2 separate regions of the Homo sapiens genome follow, and region 1 is linked to region 2. Evidence: chromatin loops called from intact Hi-C (ENCODE). Cell type or tissue: dorsolateral prefrontal cortex. All regions are shown on one strand. Each heading gives the region's core, and the rest is flanking DNA. Links, peaks and the distances in the headings are about the cores only. Region 1 has its middle 69 kb from the start of SCAF4. Region 2 overlaps HUNK (hormonally up-regulated Neu-associated kinase).

Region 1 (8,332 bases), core at 271-8,270, 81 kb before region 2:
CCTGTTCTTTCTTCTTTGGCTCTAGAAACCCAAACAGGGCACCTCCTGAACTGGAATGAGAGAAGTACTCTCTGACTCATTCCACTGACTCTTGCCTCAATCCTCCTTTGACCTGGGCTTCTTATCTGATCAGGAGAGAGGAATATCTCATAACAAACCTCCATTTAATTGACTCCCCAAATTAATGAACACTCTTCACGCCCTCCCAAGAACACACACTAACACTTACAGCAAGTTGAATGCTCATAGCTAGTCAATGACTCTCTCGTGCACCCATGCACCCACCTGCTGATTTACCTGCTGTGCTTACCAAGAGTTAGTTACATTAGCTCCCAAACCTCTTTCTGCCATTTGTACTCATTGCTGTAACTAACTAATTTAATTATTAGGGGAACCACTTTATTCAACAAATTGAACATCTACAGTATGCAAGGCAATGTTCTTCATGCTTGGAATAAATCAGTGAACAAGAAAACAAAGATCCCCTTTTTCATGACACTTATATTCTATGCAAAAAAAACATAATTACTTCACAGATAATTAAGTTGAATGCTTTGGTAAGATCCAACAAATGTAAGTTGCTTAAAATTTTTGCTTAATTTGGTGTGGTTGAGACAACTGTAAAAAGATTGAGAAAAATATTGCAAGGCTCTGGAAGGATTCCACACTCAGGATACTTCACAAGTGTCTTTAAATTCTCGTTCTATTTTAAAGAAATCATAACTAGAAATATACAGGCATGATTTATACAAGAAAAACAACGAAGAAATCCAATGAGCAAATCCAAAGGAAGGCCTTGGACTTACATCAAAAAATTTTTTACTTGTTTTACAGTAAAATGAAATGTTTAAGGTTAAATATTTATCTTTTTTTCTTTTTAAAAATGAATTTTCACTGTAAGTGGCTTTTTCGATTGACAGTCGACAACTAGTCCCAACAGAGCTGAATGAAAGTGTTTCTACTCTATTTTTCTTTTCTTTTTTCTGTTTTACTTCTGAGACAGGGTCTTGCTGTTTTGCCCAGGCTGGAGTGTGGTTGCGTGATCACAATTTACCATAGCCTCCACCTCCTGGGCTCAACTGATCCTCCTACCTCAGCCTCCTGAATAGCTGGGACTACAGCCACGACCTGGCTAATTAAAAAAAATTTTTTTTATAAAGACGGGGTCTCACTATGTTGCCTCGGTTGGTTTCGAACTCCTGGCCTCAAGGGATATTCTCACCTTGGCTTCTTGAAGTGCTGGGATTACAAGCATGCACTGCTGTGCCTGGCCTTACTCTTATTTTTCAAGGACTGCTTGAATCGGAATCACTAGGGAGCTGCAGCCCTGAATTGGAAGTTCTAGGGTGGGCCCAGAACAAACTCTGTAGGGATCAACTCAGAAGAGTTGGCTAGCGAGGGCTCTTCTGTCAATCAGGGCAAATTTCCTGAGTCCTTGGTTTGAACCTTCAATCTGGAGGATTAAGGCTCAAGGTACCATTTGGTGGGAAGGCCCTATCCTGTCTCCAGAGGGAAAAACCTTTTAGGGGTCTGTTTTTGACTTGTGTCATAGCAGAAACCTGGTATTACAAGAAAGGAAGTTGGCCGGGTTCCATGGCCCACGCCTGTAATCCCAGCACTTTGGGAGGCCGAGGTGGGCAGATCACAAGGTTAGGAGTTCGAGACCAGCCTGGGCAACATGGCAAAACCCCATCTCTGCTAAAAATACAAAAATTAGCCGGGCATGCCTGTAATCCCAGCTACTCGGAAGGCTGAGGCAGGAGAATGAATTGAACCCAGGAGGCAGAGGTTGCAGTGAGCTGAGATTGTGCCACTGTGCTGCAGTCTGGGTGACAAAGCAAGGCTCTGTCTCAAAAAAAAAAAAAAAAAAAAGAAATAAGAAATGAAGTCAACATGTAATTCTTTGTGCCCAGATTAGATATTCCGAGGAGATGAAGAAAGAACCTTGTTCTTGAGCAGTTTATAATCTTGAGACAAACTCATTACAAATTACTAGGTTATATTACTAGACAGCAGACAGTATTATTAGTAGCAAAATCATATGCAATGCATCCGTTAGAATGGTGAGAGTCTTGTGGTCCCAGGTTGCCCAGGACTAAAGGGTTGGCTGCTACACAGGGCTTTCAGTATTAAACTGAGATAGTCCCAGGCAAACATGATGGCTGGTCACCATGGAGAAGGATCGATTTGCGTGCAAGCACAGCTGGGGAAGGCTTTGTAGATGAGGGAGATATCTGAGTGGGCGTTAAAGTCTAGAAGAATGTACAGCAGCCGGGAGCTAGGAGGAGAGAGGCAGAACTGTAATTTGAATGCATGAGCAGCCTCAGAGATTCCCAGCACTATTCGTTTAAATCCAGGTATTTAAAACCCAGTGTGTTTTTAGCGATCACTTGGCGTGTTGCTACAAGAAGTGTGACACAGCTAAGTGGTTCTGCGAGCAGAAGTGGTAACAGTTCATATGCACACCCACCTCTGAGTACAGGTTAATTAGCTTGTGTTGGCAGAGCCTTTGAGTGTGTGCAGTACGCCCCACAACCCGGATATTATTAGCCAGTTAGCAACACCTTAAAAATACCACATTGCTGCAGTCCCTTCAGCTCTTGTTTCTTCCCAATTTCTTTGAAATAGCTGGATTCCTGCAGATTTCAGCATGAGCCTCTCACTGGTACTCAAGTGGACACAGTGCCTGACACCTGCGTGAATGTGATTACAAACTGACCCTGGGCCTGGGCTGCATTATTGCTCCGCTGCGGGGCCAATTTCCAAACAGTATGCTGCTGCATTCCTGTTAGAACAGGTTGCATTTATCCTCTCTGTCTCTTCTCTTGTTGGCCTGTTCGTAGACATGGTTTCTACACACACACACACACACACACACACACACACACACACACACACATCTTTCATATGCCATACATGTGATATCATAGACCATATGATATTACGTAATACATCTTATAATGAGAGATATGCTAGTGTCACCCAACGACCACAAACCCTGGATGACAGCCTGCTCTTGCTTGAGCTCAGGCTGAGTCCTATGTCCCTTGGGTGGGGCAGAAGAGGGAAGGGCTTCAGCACAGGCGACTTCCTCCCTGTCCAGAGCTGCTGCCACAGGAGTTGGGGGGTGAGTTGAGCCCCACCGTGGAGCCTGCTTCCTATTCACAGGCAGCTTCAAGCTTAGCCAGGCAAAACGACCGTGGTAATGGCTGAACTCTCAAAAGCATGTAAGTGTGGATGTGTGTGTGTGTGTGTGTGTGTGTGTGTGTGTGTGTGTGTGTGGAATGGGTGTCTATGTGTATATATGTATGCATATGAGTTTGGAGGCATGTGTGCTATATGTATGTGTTTGGAGAGGGTGTGTGTGTGAGTATAGGTGTGTGTGGGGGAATGGAATGGTATGTGTATGATGTGTTCATGTGATCCCAAGAGTTGATAGTTGTGCTCTGAGCCCCAGCAGTTGCACAAGTTTGCCAGCCCTCAGATGTGGGCGCAGAAGACATTCCTGGCTCCCTGTTCTGGCAAGAGAGTCGGTGACAGCCCTGCAGGGGGACTGGAGAATGGGGAGTCGGGGAGTCCCAGGTGTGGAGCACAGGAAGGGCGGGAGGCCGGTTTCCAGGCCTGGGCGAGCCTCCCATCCTCACCCCTCTCCCAGTTAGAGTGAGAGGCAGAGGGAGTGACAGGCTGATTTTGCTGCTAGCAGTCATCAGTCTCGGACCTGCTGCCAATCTGCGGAGCTGCTGTAAGCAGCTCCCCGGCTATTGTCACTGAGCAGTGACACACAGATCGGATGGGATCCTGTGCTTTGCGGCTCCACCCTCGGCTGGGGTCTCCTGAATAAGAAAGTGCACGCCCAGACAGGTCTGCCTCAGTCCTGCTCATGGGGGGCATGCCAATTCCAGAGCTTCCCTGGATCAGGCTGCCCCTCTGCCAGCCCACCACGCAGGTGGGATGGAGTGAGCAGTCAGCAGAGCCGATTTTCCTCAGAGCTCTTATAAAGCCTGAGTAAAAACAAGCTCAAAGTGTTATTTCTATTCTCTCACTCCACAACAATTAACATAGAAGACTTCTGAGACCAAATGTGTGTGAGTTTCCCCCACACTCCAAGCAAGCAATCAGTCTGCAGCGGACACCAGCTGGCTGTACTCCAGTTGAATGCCATCTACCTGGAGCTAGCGTCACATCCCACAGGGCCAGGGGCTCAGCCCCCAAGGCTGCCCCCCTCTTCTGATGCCAATCATAAGCCCCTGGTTATTTTGCCTGTGCTTGTGACTCACCAGCTCTGAATTGGGGTTCCCACAACCTCCTCCTTTGGTTCGATTAATTTGCTGGAGCTGCTCACAGACTTCAGGAAATCCTTATGTTTACCAGTTTATTACAAAGGATATTTTAAGATATACAAATGAGGCTGGGCACGGTGGCTCACACCTGTAATCCCAGCACTTTGGGATGCCGAGGGGGGCGGATTACCTGAGGTCAGGAGTTCGAGACTAACCTGGCTAACATGGTGAAACCCTGTCTCTACTGAAAACACAAAAATTAGCTGGGTGTGGTGGCAGGTGCTTGTAATCCCAGCTACTCGGGAGGCTGAGGCAGGAGAATCGCTTGAACCCCAGGAGGCAGAGGTTGCAGTGAGCCAAGATTGAGCCACTGCACTCCAGCCTGGGCGACAGAGTGATACTCCTTTCAAACAACAACAACGAAAAGATACAAATAAACACTCAGATGAAGAGATACACAGGAGGAGGTCTGGAGGAGTCCTGAGCCCAGAGCTTCTGTCCCCGTGGAGTTGGGGTGCGCCACGGTCCAGGCACATGGTTGTTGTGTAAGCCCCTGTGTGTCTGGCTATCTGCTGGCTCTCTGAACCCCGTCCTTTCGGGTTTTTATGTAAGCTTCATTACGCAGGCATGATTGATGACATCATTGGGCATTGGTGAACAACTTGACCTTCAACCCCTCTCCCCTTTGCTGAGGTTGGGGAGGGGGCTGAAAGTCCCAACCCTCTAATCCCGCCTTGGTCTTTCTGGTGACCAGCCCCCATCCCAAAGTTATCTAGGGGTTGCCAGTCATCAGTCAAATCATTTACATAGAGAAGACATCACTTTGGAGACTCTGAGGATTTTAGGAATTATATGCCAGGAAACAAGATGAAAACCAGACGTGTTTCACAATATCGTAGAATTCCAGAAATGGAGGCTACTCTTGCAGGACTGCTATACATGAGCCTTGAAAAATCGATATGGCAGTACAATACACACTAGCCATTTACTGTTTGGTAGTGGAGGGAGGGGTGGAGTCTTACCAAGTAAAGCAGTGGTTTAAAAACACAGACAGATGGAGACATTTGAGCCCTGGAGTCTGAATATCAAAGATTCCTGGAAATTACAGATTCCTGGGGTTTCTCTCCTGACAGGTTTGGACAAGAGTTCCTTGGCCTCTGGGTGTCCCCCCAACCCCCATCCCAACAGTGGTGCCCTCATAAATTATTGCAAAACTGACCCAGTGTGGTCTTAAGGAAAGGGAAAGATGTGTAAATAGGGGTTAAGGGCTATTTAAAGGGAACAATCTCCTCCCTCATATTACTTTTTTTTTAAATTTTATTATTATTATACTTTAAGTTTTAGGGTACATGCGCACAATGTTCACGTTTTTAAAATTGACTCACCAAAGGCCAGCATGGCCTGTGACCCTGTGCCTGCAGGCTCACATTTTCTAAATGACAAAGTGCTTCCTGCCTCCCGACAGCATTTCAGACAAGTCAACCTCGGGTCACTGTTTTTTTTTTTTTTTTTTACCCGCTTAGAATTGATGGGTTCCCTTGGTCTTCGGTGAGCCCCTTCAGTGCTGATACCCATCTGGTTATTCTTCCTTTTTTCTCTCGGTCTTTCATTCCTTTCTTTGACTTGTGTTGACAAAGCACCTAGGAATCATCCTTTTGAAAAAATTGTTTTACTCTTACTGTAGTCAGCAAAGTTCACTTTATATTTTCTCAATGTTCATTTTAAAAGTAGAAATTTCTCCAGGCACAGTGGCTCACACCTGTAATCTCAGCACTTTGGGAGGCGGACGTGGGTGGATCACTTAAGGTCAGGAGTTTGAGACCAGCCTGGCCAACAGGGTGAAGCCTCGTGTCTTCTAAAAATGCAAAACTTAGCCAGGCGTGGTAGTGGGCGCCTGTAGTCCCAGGTACTTGGGAGGCTGAGGCAGGAGAATCGCTTGAACCTGGTAGGCGGAGGTTGCAGTGAGCCGAGATTGCACAACTGCACTCCAGCCTGGGTGGCAGAGTGAGACTTGGTCTCAAAAAAAAAAAAAAAAAAAAGAAATTTCGCTTATCGGTCTTTCTTATAAGCATTACTTACATTATAGATCAGAGCGATGCACTAGAACTTTTCAAAATGATGGGAATGTTCTGTACCTGCACCGTCCTATTAAACTAGCCACCAGCCACCTGTAGCACTTGAACACTTCAAATGTGACTAGTGTGATCGAGAAACCACATTTTCAATTTTACTTAATTCTATTCAATTAAAATGTAAATAGCCGCATGTGACTAGTGGCTGCAGTAGCTAACCGTGTAAGTAGGGAACAAGTACGGATCTCCAAGGTGCTCCTCCTCCAAATCCCAGCAAATTCAGATTGCTTTTTCCTTGAGCAACCCAGGCACACTCCTTCATCCTTCTCTCGGCCCCCTTGGCATGAGAGGAAGTAGGCAAACACTCAGCTTTTTGCCCTGCTGTTCCTACAGCTCTGAGAGTCCTTCACACGGTGAGTAAGAGGTTGGGTTCGGAAAAGCTTGCTGAAATGTCATTAATATGGGTGAGAATATTTCAGTTCTTCGCCAAGCATTTTCTTTCTTGACACAACAGGTTTACCTGCTTACGCATAAAGGAAAGCAATGGCTAAACCCTGAAATGAAATGCCTGGGTCCCAGGTGGCTCATAGTTCTATTTCAATTTAATGCATGTTTAAACAAACGTAAGTTATTAGAGTTATGTACGCTTGAAGGTACTATATGACGAACATTTTGGGAGAAAGCTTATGGGAATTACAGTTACATAACCGGAGAAGAATTTGAAGAGTCCCGGGTTTGCATGGAGGAAAGAAGCTCAAGGCTGCATTTAAGCTTCCAACTGAGGCACTGTCTCTCTAAGACATTACTGGAATCTGACTGTAATTGGGTGACTGTTGGCAAAGACCTAGGATGAGGGAGACGATTAGGAAGCATCTGTTTATACAAAGAGGACAAAGGGACAAGGCATTTCCAGGGTGGAAAAAAACCTCAGACTTTTTAGCAAAAGTCAAAGGCAATGGTGAAACCCTGAAAGGAGGAAGTGGCTGGAAATATAGTGCAGACAATGGTGTACACCTGGAAAGGATCTAAAAACCCGAGAGAGCTCATCAGTGTCAGAAAACAAGATTGATGAGGCCTACCTGAGCGTGGGTGTCAGACAGAGACTATGTACGGGAACGATTCCTAGATTTGGAGAAGAGTTCTTGGTTAAAACAACAGGAGGTAGCCCTTTATTTTTCTCTTTCTTTCTTTCTTTCTTTCTTTCTTTCTTTTTTTCTTTCTTTCTTTCTTTTTCTTTTCTCCTTCCTTCCTTCCTTCCTTCCTTCCTTCCTTCCTTCCTTCCTTCCTTCCTTCCTTCTCTCTCTCTCTCTCTCTTTCTTTCTTTCTTTCTTTCTCTTTCTTTCAAGACAGAGTCTGGCGCTGTTGCCCAGGCTGGAGTGCAGTGGTGCAGTCTTGGCTTACTGCAACCTCTGCCTCCTGGGTTCAAGTGATTCTCCTGCCTCAGCCTCCTGAGTAGCTGGGACTACAGGCACATGCCACCATGCCTGGCTAATTTTTGTATTTTTAGTAGAGACGGGGTTTCACCATATTGGTCAGGCTGGGATTGAACTCCTAACCTCGTGATCCACCCGCCTTGACCTCCCAAAGTGCTGGGATTAAGGCATAAGCCACTCCTCCTGGCCTTCTTCCTCTTCTTCTTTTTTTTTTTTTTTTTTAAATTGAGACAGAGTCTTGCTCTGTCACCTGGGCTGGAGTTCAGTGGCATGATCTCAGCTCACAGCAACCTCCACCTCCCAGGTTCAAGCAATTCTCCTGCCTCAGCCTCCCAAGTAGCTGGGATAACAGGTGTGCGCCACCATGCCTGGCTAATTTTTGTATTTTTAGTAGAGATGGGGTTTCATCATGTTGGCCAGGCTGATCTAGAACTCCTGACCTCAAATGATCCACCAGTCTTGGCCTCCCAAAGTGCTGGGATTACAGGCGTGAGCACCCAGCCCCCTTTGTTTCTTTTTCTATCCAGCTGTGTTCATCTGCTTGGGC
Region 2 (8,332 bases), core at 87-8,086:
AACTTAGAAACCACGTATAATGTTTCTAATACAGACATTATAAATAATGTTTGTAAGGAATCAGTAAAACAATGGTCCTTTATCATCAGCAATATATTTGGATAATTCCTTAGAAGTTTGGTTTAGTGGCTGGACGCGGTGGCTCATGCCTGTAATCCCAGCACTTTGGGAGGCCGAAGTGGGTGGATCATTTGAGGTCAGGAGTTTGAGACCAGCCTGGCCAACATGGAGAAACCCCATCTCTACTAAAAACACAAAAATTAGCTGGGTGTGGTGGTGCACACCTGTAGTCCCAGCTACTTGGGTGGCTGACACATGAGAATTGCTTGAACCCTGGTGATGGTTCGTGATACCTACAAGAGGCATGGTCTCTGGCACATGACAGGTTATTGTGTTTTGTAAAAAATTGATAAAAGTTGAAAAAATATAGTTGGAAAAGCTGAATCGAGAAAAGAGTAGGTGTATCTCAGGTATTGAGCCAGTGTTGTAGGCAGGCAAACTACAGAACAAGAACAGACAGTCCATGCCACTGTTACCTTTTTTGTGATTGAGTCTCACTGAGATACAAAGTTGAGTACATAAAATGATTGGTTAAGATGTTGAAATATCTTGTTCTAACCCTTGGTTAAAGAATAATAAGCCGGCTTGTCACTTCCATCAGAACTATTTTTAGGCTAAGAGTAAGGGTTGCCTGCTTACTAAGTTGCCAGTAATCATGCTTAGAGCATGACAGTGCCAGATACCTGGAGTGAAGGAGTTACTAAAAATACGATTTACTATGTTTTGCAGAGCAAGAAATATGACTAATTTTAGAGGTGGCCTTTTGGCAGATCTGTTTTTAGCAAGTATTTCTGAAACAAACAGGTGCTAAATCCTGTATTTTTGAAGTGCTAGAAGTTTAGGGGTAATCGCTCTGAGGAACAAGAAATGCTTAGAGAACTGGAAATTCCTATTAATCCTTGGCAGGGACTTCTTGGCAAGAAGGAGGCATTTGCAAAGCACCTGCTTGGTGAGCCCTGTGTGACAAGGCAGTGCCTGTAATTTCGAGGATTGCATTCTGCAGTTGCAGGCGGATTCTTTTGAACTTCCTGCCCTGCCTCATCTTTTTGAAGTACTTGTGAATGATGGAAATTGGCACGTAGGGCCTGGTTCCTAGTGTTCATTGATACAGGTCCCACGGACTTCAAAGGGTGCTTTGAGTCAGCGCAACAGTGCAGAAACGGTGCCCACGGAGAGGAGTACAACCCTACATTTTCTCTGCAGGTGTTGAGTCACGGCTATAGCTACCCGTGCATACCAATCCGACTCAGGTCTGTGAGACTATAGAATTCTGCATGCTGCCAGCTATTGGAGGTCAGCGCGGCAATCATCTGTCCCAGGGTTTATCTGCCCAGAAGGGGTGGGGAGTGGCAGCCATGTGCCCCCGAAGAGAGGGACAGGTTGGGGTGTTCTCCATGGGAAGGAGGCTTGGGCACAGGGTTATCATTTGCCTTGGGACATATATTCCCTCTGTCGATTATTTATGGTAACGGAGAGACCTGCTCTCTTGGCTAATTGAAACCCGTAGATAATCCCCAGGCCTTATGTTAGCTGATGGGTGAAACTTCTTTCTCTACTCAGCCCTGGTCTAAGTACTGACCTGAATTGAATTTCACGCTTTCTGATAGGAGGTGCCACTGGGTGGTACGATGACCAGCAGGAAAGAGCTAGAAACACAGGGACTGAATAGTCCCCGAGGAGGGGGATGCCTCTGTGAATTCGAGACAGCTGTTCCCTCTCCTCCATCACCAGCACCAGCCCAGTGCTACAGTGTTTTACGGTTTTTTTCAGGGTGCCCCTCCCGTGCACATTCTTGTTAGATGCCTGCAGCAGCCCTGGTGGAGGGGGTAACAGCCAGCTTGCTGGTGTTCTTGCCTGCCTTGATTACGTAGAAGGGTGCCCTGAGTAGATCTTCTCTCTGACATTCTCTATGAGTTTGCTAGGATGGTTCTAACAAATTACCACACACTGTGTGGCTTCAACAACAGAAATTTATTCTGTCACAGTTCTGGAGGCTAGGATCCAAAACCAAGGTGTTGGCAGGGCCATGCTCCCTCTGCAGCCACAGGGAGAATCCTTCCTTGCCTCTTACTAGCTTCCGGTGGTGGCCAGCACTCTTTGGCATTTTCTGGCTTATGACTGCAGCGCTCTGTCTCTGCGTCTGTCTTCACACAGTGTTCCTCCCTCTGAGTGTCTCTTCTGTCTCTTAATCTTTTCCTATGTCTCTTTATAAGGACACCAGTCATGGGATGTAGGTCTACCCTAATCCAGTGTTGCCTCATTTTAACTCGATGACATCTACAAAGTCCCTATTTTCAAAGAAGATCATATCCACAGGTACCAACGGGACTTGAAGGTATCTTTTGGGGGAGCATAGTTCAAGCTCCAGCACCTTTTTAGACTGTCAGTATTGGGTTGTGGCAAGCGGATCTTGGGAAGGAGATGAATGTGCTTTTAGGGATTACTCTCAGAACTGACCTCTGCAAGGGAAGGGGCAAAGCAGCACTGGGCAGAGGGAGAAGCTGGGCTCCAATACCGCTCTCAGCCAAAGCCCCTGCCCATGCCGTGGTGAGTGCTGGAGCTGAGCTGGCCCTTCAGAGCTGACCAACTTGGGTTGAGAGGACTGGGATTTATATTTCCGCATCGGCCAGTCCTTGATGGGGGCTGCCCAGGCAAGGGGCATGGCCTCGTACGGGACAGTTGCTGAGGGCGGTTCCTGGGGAGAGCTCACAGCTGATAGCCTGCAGCTGAGGCAGTCAGTTCTTCAGCACTGACGGGGAATCTGGGGGTGCAGCCCAGCATTTGCTGTTTACTGAAAGAGACAGGGTCAGAGTCCAGGGCTTTTCATCTGAGTCCATACCATATGGACCGTAGACAACGTGGGCATCTTTTCCATGCGCATTTTGGATATGAGTGGTCATCATTTCCATGTGTTGGTATCAAGTCCTCTCATCTCGTTACCTTGAAATATACAAAGTATGGCCAGGCGTGGTGGCTCACGCGTGTAATCCCAGCACTTTGGGAGGCCGAGGGAGGCAGATCACCTGAGGTCAGGAGTTTGAGACCAGCCTGGCCAACATGGTGAAACCCTGTCTCTACTAAAAATACAAAAAAATTAGCCAAGTGTGTGTTCCTGTAATCCCAGCTACTCGGGAGGCTGAGGCAGGAGAGTCGCTTGAACCAAGGAGGTGGAGGTTGCAGTGAGCCGAGATTGTGCCACTGCACTCCAGCCTGGGTAACAAGAGCAAAAACTCCATAACAACAGCAGCAGCAACAACAACAACAACAACAACAAAGAAATATACAAATTATTGCTGCTAAATATAGTCCCCGTAGCAAACATTAGCATTTAGTCCTTCTATCTATGTATGTTTGTACCCATGAACCAGCTTCTCTTCAGCCTGCCCTACCTTGCTGCTCGACTGTGGTCTCTCTCCCTGCAATGAGGGAGCAGCCGGCGTGGCATCTCATTAGCAGATTCTATGTGCCACACGCTGGGGGATTTTCTGGCCTCACATTTCTCTTAGGTTAGAATCATCAGGGCTCTGTTGTGTTTCTCAGTACTTACAAGATTGAAAGCTCACTTTATATGTATGCTCTATGGGTTTTTTCCTGAGAACTCTGGGGCAACTGAGTGTTGGGCCAAGTTGTGGGCCAGCATGCCTACTTCAGAGACGGTGGCACTTTCCTGGGAAGAGACCCCCCCTCCCCCATCACTCGTGAGTGGTGGGAAAAGTTGTTGAAGGAGTTGTGGGAATTTGGATTTTTGATGAGTAGAGTAACAGTTTGGGACATTCTCATGGACAAAAAAAACTACTCAGGGTAGAGCCATCTGTTAACATCCTCTTAGCACTCTTACGGTGGCCACTGTGCCCTAGCTATGCAACTTCTAATCACTGGGTTCTTTTTGGTTTTTAATCATCTTTGTGTTTTCAAGATGCATTTGGTTAAGTTTTGGAATTGGTAATACAGACACATGGTCTGAAATTCAAAGGTTCTGAGAGGGTTTGCAGTGAGAGGTAACTGCTTCTTATCTGGGCTCTTCAGTTCCTGGATCTTCTCGTGAGAGGTCACTCCTCCTTCTAGTCCTTGTGTATCCCTCCAGAGATACCCTATATGCATAGAGACCCACATACATATTTGTAAATGCGTAGTTAGGGGCAGATTTTTCTTCTTTATTGATACATAATATTTTACATATTTATGGGGTACATGTGAGTGTTCCATGCATGGAGTGTGTAATGATCAAGCCAGAGTATCGGCGTGTCCATCACCTAAGTATTCATTTCCACGGGTTGGTATTATATCAAGTCCTCTGTTCTAGTTACCTTGAAATATACAAAGTATTGCTACTAAGTATAGTCACCCTAACAGACATTAGAATTTAGTTCTTCTATCTATGTATGTTTGTACCCATGAACCAGCTTCTCTTCATCCATCCCTCCCACCCACCAGGGCAGATGTATTTTTAAACTGTACATGCTGTTCATTATCTTGCTTTTTCACTTAGCAATATGTCTTGAGCATTCTTCCCCATGACTACTACAGAATTGCCTCACTCTTTATGTTAATTAGTTATTGCATAGTAGTCATTGTGTGGAAGTATCATGTTGACTTAACCATCCCTTGTTGATGGACATTTAGGGAGTACATAATTTTTTTTTTTTTGTTATTCTCAAACCATACTTCAGTAAATATCCATGACCATTTGTCACTTTGTAAATGTGACCCCTCAGTGTATCTGAGGGGTAAATTCCTAGTCTTAGGCCAAAAGGTATGTCTATTTTAACTGTTGATAAGTATTGCCAAATTGCCTGCCATAGAGGTTGGCAATTTATAATCACATTGATAACCCTTATAATTTATAAGGGTTCCCAACTTATAACCACACCCATCTGGTATGGGAGTGTTTGCTTTTCCACATGTCAGCCAACAGGGTACTCATTTTGATCTTTGCCAATCGAGTGTATTAAACATGGTATCTTGTCTTATTTATTGTTTCTCTTATTTACATGGGAATTGAGTATATTTTCATACCTTCTCAACTGTTTGTACTTCATTTCTGTTCATTGTTCATGTCCATTCGCCAATTTTCTTTTGGGGTTTTGGCCTTTTTCTTATTGATTTATAGGAGCTCTTTATATATTAAGGAAATTAGTCGTCTTTGAGTGATATATTTTGCAGTGTCTACCACCTTCCCTCGCTCCCCATTATTCTTTCTCTTTTTCTTTGTGGTTCTTGCCATTTGCAGAAGTTATTTCTTGGGAGTTCATGAACTAGAGAAGGATAATTGATAAGTTTTGGAGGTCTATGGAGCCCTATCAATTGTGTGCATGTAAACATATTTCTGAGGAGAGGGTCCATGGGTTTCGTCATACTCTAAATGGAGTTATTTACCTCTAAAATATTAAGAGCCACTGCTTTGTTGCCCACCCTTGTTGGCTCTGCTGACTAAATGGAAGTCTGCAGATTACTGGGCTGAGGGTTTGGGTCACCTTGGTTTGTTAACACCGGTGCCAGTTGGGCTACAGTTGTAGATTATACACACTCAGGCTAGGCAGGTTGGTTCTGCAACCATGACCCTGGAGTAAGCACCCTTGATTCTGCCCCGACCCTTACCATGCCTGGATTGCAAGGGAGAGGCATGATACTGTGTGGGATGGTCTTTGGAAATCTTTGACTCTTGCTGGTTTAAGTAAGACAACTGTGAGTCCATGTCCCATCATCTCTTCATGGGAAAGGTGGTACCATTTATGGTGGATGGTTGCTATGATCAGAATGTTTGTGTCCCCCAAAATTCTTTTGTTGAAATTCAAACCTCCAGTGTGATGGTATTTGGAGATGGGGCCTTTGGGAGGTGATGAGATCTACCCTCATGAATGGGATTAGTGCCCTTATAAAAGGTGCCTGACTGAGGTTGCAGTGAAAAAATAAAAAAATAAAAAAGGCCAGGCATGGTGGCTCACACCTGTAATCCCAGACTTTGGGAGGGCGAGGTGGGTGGATCACTTGAGGTCAGGAGCTTGACACCAGCCTGACCAACATGGTGAAACCCCATCTCTACTGAAAATACAAAAATTAGCCAGGCGTGGTGGTGGGCACCTGTAATCCCAGCTACTTGGGAGGCTGAGGCAGGAGAATCACTTGAACCTGGGAGGTGGAGGTTGCAGTGAGCCAAGATCATGACATTGCACTCTAGCCTGGGTGACAAGAGCAAAACTCTGTCTCAAAAAAAAAATAAATAAATAAAGGGTGCCTAAAGGAGCTTGTTTGTCCTTCCACCATATGAGGACTCAGTGAAAAGGTGCCATTTCTATGAGCCAGAAAACACGCCCTCATCAGACACTGGATCTGCAGGTGTGTTAGGCTTAGACTTCACAGCCTCCAGAACTGTGAGAAAGACACGTCTCTTCTTTTTTTTTTCTTTTTTTTGATGGAGTGTCACTCTTTGTCGGCCAGGCTGGGGTGCAGTGGCACCCTCTTGGCTCACTGCAACCTCTGCCTTCTGGGTCAAGTGATTCTCCTGTCTCAGCCTCCCGAGTAGCTGGGACTACAGGTGCGTGCCACCACACCCGGCTAATTTTTGTATTTTTAGTAGAAATGGGGTTTTGCCTTGTTGGTCAGGCTGGTCTCGAACTCCTGACCTGAGGTGATCCACCCGCCTCAGCCTCCCAAAGTGCTGGGATTACAGGCACGAGTCATCGCGCCTGGCCAAATTGTCTGTTCTTTATAAGGCATCCAGTCTATGGTATTATGGTACTATGTTACACCAGCCCAAGCTGACTAAGACAGTGGTTGAGAAGAAAGAGAAAGGGGGAATATCGAGGGAAATGAAAACCTTTCAAGGAGCAAGAGCCATTACGTAACTTGGACATAAAATGCACTAAGACAGGTATTAGTACATTAATGCGTGTGTGTGACAGTGCATGCGCCTTGGCACTCTTCGAGGGGCTCTGTCTATTTGAGATGCCCTCTGAGGAGCAGCCTTGGTGGGGCCGACAGGCGGGCCCTGCTGTTGGAATTCCTGTGGCCTCGGCCTGACGACCGTCTCTGAATGCCCTGTCCCCTGTCACTCTCTGCCCCTTCACTCTGCTTTGTCCCTCCTCACCACCTGGAGTGGTTTGCTAGAGCTGCCATAAGACAGCACCACAGACCCGGGGGCTGGAATAGCAAGGCCTTACTGTCTCTCATTCTGGAGGCTGGAAGTCCAAAATCAAGGTGTTGGCAGGGTGGGTCCTTCTGAGGCTTGTGCAGGATGGATCTGTTCCATGCCCCTGTCCTCGGCTTATCCATGGCTGTCTTCTTCCTGTGTCTCTTTACATCGTCTGCCCTCCACGTGTGTCTGTCTCTCTGTCCAAATGTTCCCTTTTGTATTTTTTTATTTTTTTGATACAGAGACTTGCTCTGTTGCCCAGGCTGTTGTGTAGTGGCACAATCTTGGCTCACTGCAATCTCTGCCTCCCAGGTTCAAGCGATTTTCCTGCCTCAGCCTCCTGAGTAGCTGGGATGACAGGCACGCGCCACCATACCCACCTAATTTTTGTATTTTTAGTAAAGACCATTTCACCACGTTGATCAAGCTGGTCTTGAACTCCTGACCTCGTGATCCACCCGTCTCAGCCTCCCAAAATGCTGGGATTACAGACTATAGACGTGAGCCACCACGCTTGGCCTATGTTCCCTTTTGATAAGGACACCAGTTCAAATTGGATCAGGGCCCACCTTAATGACCTCACTTTAACTTGATTACTTCTCTAAAGACCTCATATTCAGGGGGCTAGGCGCAGTGGCTCACGCCTATAATCTTAGCTCTTTGGGAAGCTGAGGCAGGCAGATCACCTGAGGTCAGGAGTTTGAGACCAGTCTGGCCAACACAGTGAAACCCTGTCTCTATGAAAAATACAAAAATTATCTGGGTGTGGTGGTGCACACCTGTAAATCCAGCTACTCGGGAAGCTGAGGCATGAGAATCACATGAACCTGGCTGGGAGGCGGACGTTGCAGCGAGCCGAGATTGCGCCATTGTACTCCAAACTGGGAGACAGAATGAGACTGTCTCAAAAAAAAAAAAAAAGACCCCTCATATTCAAATAAAGTACTGAGGTACTGGGGTTAGGACTCCAACAGATGAATTCTGGGGGGACATAATTAAACCTTTAACATCACCTGATCCCATGGAATATATTTAGAGTTGATGTGTTTGTCTCCCCACTAGAGTGTAAGCCCCATGAGGAAGAGACCACTGCTCTATTCCCCGTGCCAAGAATAGTTTCTGGTACAGAGAATATGCTCA

Evidence for each region. A loop is a pair of places that touch in the nucleus more often than their neighbours do. Peaks named below come from ENCODE experiments on the same cell type or tissue, not always from the same donor. Only the 100,000 strongest peaks of a DNase experiment are listed, where the experiment ranks them.
Region 1: a loop joins it to region 2, with 5 times the contacts of the local background. A loop is called at or near these places in 10 of 110 quality-filtered maps.

Annotation. Positions count from the first base shown.
Region 1 is chr21:31,796,821-31,805,152 of GRCh38, forward strand. No RefSeq gene overlaps it. Among named protein-coding and RNA genes, the nearest start is that of SCAF4, 69 kb to the left of the region's middle. RefSeq lists enhancers at 3,385-3,885, 3,886-4,386. In dorsolateral prefrontal cortex, for the core only: no CTCF peak of the experiment used is centred there; a DNase peak (open chromatin) is centred at 3,814; H3K27ac peaks cover 2,758 bases; H3K27me3 peaks cover 316 bases.
Region 2 is chr21:31,878,326-31,886,657 of GRCh38, forward strand. The region is part of intron 1 of HUNK (hormonally up-regulated Neu-associated kinase); the gene reads left to right. Among named protein-coding and RNA genes, the nearest start is that of HUNK, 9.5 kb to the left of the region's middle. RefSeq lists an enhancer at 2,683-3,183. In dorsolateral prefrontal cortex, for the core only: no CTCF peak of the experiment used is centred there; no DNase peak of the experiment used is centred there.